2 separate regions of the Homo sapiens genome follow, and region 1 is linked to region 2. The links are chromatin contacts, found by POLR2A ChIA-PET in ENCODE. All regions are on one chromosome and are shown on one strand. Each heading gives the region's core, a stretch centred on a gene start or an enhancer-like site at or near the end of the contact. The rest is flanking DNA. Distances are from core to core; before and after follow the strand shown. Region 1 holds the start of IRAK3 (interleukin 1 receptor associated kinase 3). Region 2 holds the start of LINC02454 (long intergenic non-protein coding RNA 2454).

What was found. ChIA-PET counts read pairs that join two places held with the same protein, here RNA polymerase II (POLR2A).
Region 1: POLR2A ChIA-PET joins it to region 2 with 10 read pairs in T-cell. The contact joins the promoter of IRAK3 here to the promoter of LINC02454 in region 2. POLR2A ChIA-PET finds 5 or more read pairs at or near these places in 2 of 52 experiments (T-cell and activated T-cell).

What each region holds. Positions count from the first base shown.
Region 1 is chr12:66,187,815-66,190,514 of GRCh38, forward strand. IRAK3 (interleukin 1 receptor associated kinase 3) reads left to right here and starts at 1,400. Exons shown (of 12, transcript NM_007199.3): 1 at 1,400-1,618. The coding sequence starts at 1,486. RefSeq lists silencers at 1,505-1,554, 1,575-1,734.
Region 2 is chr12:65,601,610-65,604,309 of GRCh38, forward strand. It overlaps LINC02454 (long intergenic non-protein coding RNA 2454), which reads left to right and starts at 1,260. Exons shown (of 3, transcript NR_146529.1): 1 at 1,260-1,372. All of the region lies in intron 1 of MSRB3-AS1 (MSRB3 antisense RNA 1), which reads right to left.

The sequences.
Region 1 (2,700 bases), core at 150-2,649, 590 kb after region 2:
TTTTATGAAGTATTTTCGCTGGCAAAACCATTCAGGTAGGGGCATGAAATGATAGTGTTTCATCACTCGTGATCTCTAGGGGCAGCTATTCCAAAGACTACAATCTGAGAGGTTTCAAAACACCTCTGGTGTTTTCACTTGATGGCCACTGCCCACTCTTCCAGTCACTAAGGCTGAGATTTTTCTCACCACTTTCAAAACAACTTTTTGTCACTGGTAACATGCCTCATGTGACCTAGAAGATTTTGAAACAACAATTTTACTTAAACTCCGTGAAGATTTCAAAACAACAATTTTACTTAAACTCCATGTTGAAGGCAAAAAGGAAGATTGTGTGAAGCACTTTGAGGAAGGAAAAAATGATGGAACGATATTTCATCAAGGAAGCCCATGAGGAAGAAAATTTATTAAAACCAAGTAGGTGTATGGAGGAGAGGCCGCCTCGTGAAGAAAACGAACATAATTTTACGCTGATTTGGTGTCTTTTCTGTTTTTCTCTTGTTGGTATCTACATTCATCTTTTCCAATAATAATCCCATATATGTACATTTTTATCTGTTTAAATTCAGTAAAAGTTGGGAGGAAAATGTGTCAAAACTTTTAGAGTGTGATGGGCTGAGTGGGGTTGTGAGTGATTATCTTCTTTTTTCAGTTTTTTTCTGGGTTTTCCAAGTGTTCCTCGATGAACATGGATAGTTTTTCTGACAGGATAAAAAAGAAGTAGTCCGGGACAGTGGCTAACACCCCGAATCCCAGCACTTTGGGAAGCCGGAGGTGGGAGGATCGCTTGAGGCCAGGAGTTTGAAACCAGCCTGGGCAGCATAACGACACTCCCTCTCTACGAAAAACGAAAAAAAATAATTAGCCGGACGTGGTGGCGTGCGACTGTGGTCCCAGCTACTCGGGAGGCTGAGGTGGGAGGATCGCTTGAGCCCAATAGGTGGAGGCTCCGTGAGCTGAGATAGCGCCACTGCGCTCCTGCCTGGGCGACAGAGTGAGAACCTGACTCAAAACAAAGAAAAAAGGAAGAAAAGAAAGGAAGGGAAGAAGGAAGGAAGGGAGAAGCTTTCAAAAATAAACTTTTGTAAGAAGTAATGACACCGCTAGCCGTCCACACCAGGAGACCGCCTAGCCGTGGGGCACGGTGGGCTCCTGGGAGCTCTGAGCTCTGGGCTTTCTCCAGTTCGCACTCTGCTTGTCTCGGCAGCTCCGTCCCCACCGCAGAGGTGTGAAGGGGCGCAAAGCCAGCGAAGGGAGAACCCGGGTCGGGTAACCCCCAGGCCTGGCCAGGCGGACGCAGGGGCATCTCGGGCGAGGCGCGCCTTGCGTCACGTGGGCACCGCCCCTGCAGTGACCGGAGAACGGCGTGTTCCTAGGGCTCTGCTGCCGTCGTGGAAGCAGGATTTCCGCGGTTGTGTAACGGCCTGTCGCAGGCGTGCAGGGACCTGGACTCCGCCTCGTCCCCGGGGCTCGGGCAGCCGAGCCATGGCGGGGAACTGTGGGGCCCGCGGCGCGCTGTCGGCGCACACGCTGCTGTTCGACCTGCCGCCCGCGCTGCTCGGAGAGCTCTGCGCTGTTCTGGACAGCTGCGACGGCGCGCTGGGCTGGCGCGGCCTGGGTGAGTCGGCGGGGACCGGCCGGGGGCGGCGGGGGAGCCCAGCGCGCCGCGGGGCCCGCTCGGCGTCGCCCTGCATGGCTGGGGTCCCTCGCGGGGCTGGCGCGGCCTCCGGGAAGTTCCCGCCAGGGAGCCGGCCCCCTCCTTTCCTGGGTTGGATGCAGAGACTCCCTGGGACCCAGATGCCTTCCCTCCCTTCTCTTTCAAAGAATTTTGGGTATCGCTGCAAAGTCAAGGGAGCCGAGGCCTGGGAAAGACAGATAACCAGCGTGAAAGCATCTTCTGTTCGTCCGCGATGCCACCCTCACTGGGTTCGCAATGTATGATGTCTTCTGGTCCTTGCAAAATCACCCCAGAACATCATTTTAGTATTGAGACATTTTTAGAACTTTGAGATACTTATCCTTTGGTGTTTTCAATGCATCCCTAAGCCCCTAACTTAATTACAAGTGAAATGCTAAAGTAAACTACGGTTTGCAATGAACGCGGCTCCTAATTTTCTTAATTAAATCTTATTTACCCAATTTCGTTGAATGAAGGTTTATGCTAAAGGGTGGCTTTTTATTTTAATCTAAAAAAATTGGCTTCAGAACTGTATTTTATGCAGACATTGGAAAGTTGAGCAACTGCCTGCTGGAAGTGTTGAGTGTAGCCAGAGATAATTCGGACAAAAATCTTCGTTTTGTTAAGTACAGGCATTTTTGGTTAGATTTGATATTCCACAATGTCATGTTTAATGTTTATTGAAAAGAATCATGATTATGTCAAAATAACTTAGCTTTAATGGTCTGAAATAGGATTTTTCTTACCAGGACTAGCAGAAGGCCTAAGAGGAGAGTTTTCTTTGTTACTGATGAACAGTATGGTGACAGTCTTTGAATTGTAGCAATGGGCTTCTGGTTATACAAAAAATGTTTATATATTTTAAGCTCTGTAATTTTAAGTTATGGCCCTTAAGAAAAAAAAAAAAGTCTGATTTCTAGAAAACGAGATTTCCAGTGTGCATTTGAGGGATTTTGAGGGATAAGGTCACTTCCCCATCAGATCTTTTTGAGATGGATTTTGGCGTGGACAGTATTTATACC
Region 2 (2,700 bases), core at 10-2,509:
TTTTGTTTAACTTAGCCTTCCGGGAAGTTGATACTTGAAGACACAGCACTGTAATCCAGGAGACGCCTTGTCCGACTGCTCCAAATTGGTCAGGAGCCTCTCAGCAGTGCCCTTGACACCTTGTGCTTCTCCTTATTTCTAGATAGCATTTAGAAATAGCATAGTTTTGTCATGTCCACTTTCTTGGCATCTGCTATCTACTCCAACTAGATCATGAAGCAGGATATCCCAACATCTCTGTAGTACCACCGGAGGTGATCGACAAATGTTGGTTAAATGAAATTAATGAATGGAGGGGATGGATATGACTTTTCTTTACCTGAATATGTTTTTCTCTGGGGCAAGTTTTTGGTAGAGAAAAGTAGGGCTAATGTAAGAGAGAAAGATAAGTTCCTTCTTTATATATGCGATAACATTTTTGAAATGTAACTGTGCTTGGCTTTTCTTGTAAGACTAATTGGAATGTGGTTACAGAGCTGGATATCTTGTTTAAAGGTGATTTAAAAATGACAGATCCCATACATTTTTTCATTTCCTTAACAGCTGCAATGTTAGCCTACTCCATAAATCACAACAGTTGGTTCTATCTTAATGCCATAGGTATTTCAGTAATATAGACTGTTCAATAAATTATTGGGTAGTTATTAGAACGAGGTAAATTTGACTTAACATCTTAATTTGACTTAGGCATCTTCCTGGAACCTTCTTGCTCTGAGGTTTGGATGAAAAACACTTTGGATATCACCGTGAGACTTGCTACTTCCGATTCATTGTCTAGTATTCTCCTTGGCAGCTTTGCAAAACAAATCTTGGAAAGCTCCTAGAGAAAGCCATTCTTTTTAGAAAACTTGGAGTCTTTTGAATTCACGCTGGATGACAATGACAGTGAATGAAAGTGTTTGTCCTGTTTGTATATTTGCCTGCTGCTTTGCTCATTCACTCGCTATTCATTTTTTCCAATGGATTATTTATTTATTCAATTTTCAAAACTTAGCAAATATCCTAGATTTCAAAGTATCCTTGTACCCTATGGTTATGGGAATGTGTCAGCCAAACTCTAGGTGGCGCTCCACATCGAATTTAGGAGGCAGGGGAAGGAGTGTGGCAGTGGAGCTCTCAGGATGGCGTCAGAACCACAGAACACCCAGGCTGATCCCGAGAGCTTCCCGTGTGGGGGCGGAGGGTGGGGCAGAGCAGGATGTGTGCTTGGGTTTCACTTGGAAAAAACATACATCATATTGCAATATAATTTACTTTGAGATTTCAATTTGGAAAATGGCATGGAAATAATCCAGCTTGAACATCGTCCTCCTCACCTCCTGGACTAGGGCGAGGGCCCCTTATATTTCTTCATGGCAATTGTGTCACAGTTGTAAGTATTAAAGTATTTGCTTAATTATTTGTTTGATATCCGCCCACTTTGGACTGTAAATTTCACAAGGCAAGGACCTGGCTGCATGGCTCATAGCTATTTGCCTGCTGTCTATCACAACACCTAGCAAGTGACAGACGGTCAATAAATGTTTGTTTTGTTTGCTTATTTGGCTGCTGCTCCATTCATTTGCTTCACTGGGTTATTCATTTTTTCATTCCTTCGTCTCCACCCTTCCCTTCCTGCTCCACCCTACCCTTATCTTCCATCCCCCACTCCAACTCTCCCAGTCCTCCCAGCCCTCCCATCTACCCCATTCCCCACCCAGTCCCACCCTCATTTATCATAAGTCTTAAAAGTTAAGAAACCTAAGGGGGCTGTAGTGGGGTGGGGCAGAAACTAAATGTATGAAAGCAATCTTTAAATAGTCGGATTCTCAAAATCCGGAGAAAGAGTATTAAAAGGTAAGAAAGCAACAGTTTTGCCAATGCAAAAGGGAAAGTGTGGCCCCCTCAGCGGTCATTTCCCCATGCACTATGGCTTTCCTAAGCAGGTGCTGCACCTCCTGGGTTTTGGCAACTGGATGCAGAAGACCGGCAGAACTCTTTCCTCTGAATGGTCTGGACTGGGGACAATTGGCTGGAATCACAAGTGGCTTCTTTGCTCACTCTAGCGGTACTTCAGCTTTCATAAACAGCCGGTTCCTGGAGCTGTAAGGTTCCAGCACATCGGGGATTTCCCTTTGTTAGATCCTGACCCGCAGAGCTGTGTCCCAAGCCAAAACTGTTGTGTTCACCTCTTAAAAGGCTTTCAAAGAAGGAAGGGAGGGAGGGAGGGAGGAAGGGAGGGAAGGAGGAAGGGAAAGAAGGAAGGAAGGAAGGAAGGAAAAATTCTGGAAAATATCAGTTGTTATTCACAGACACCTAACTTGCCATTTTTAAAAACACATTTTAAAGTTGATATGAATCGAAAAAAAAGTTATTGTGATATTGGCAGTCAGCTCTCTACTGAAATGATGTGAGTGGAAAAACAAGAGTTTGGAAGAATGCGTCCCCCAAAATTCTTACATTGTTACCAACCACAGAAACAAAACATAGTGCTGGAAAGGAATTTCAAGTCATAGATGCCAAACCCCTGATTGTGTAGATAAAAATAATGAGGCTCTGAGGTAAGTGACTTGCTCAAAGCCACTCAATTCAGGAGTTAGAGCCAAAATTCATGACTTCTGGCCAATTCTGGGCCCTTGCCACTCCACAAGCTGCAGTTTTTCTGTTTTAGCTAAAATGAGTTTCAAACAGCCTATCCACCATAAATGTATTTCTTCAACT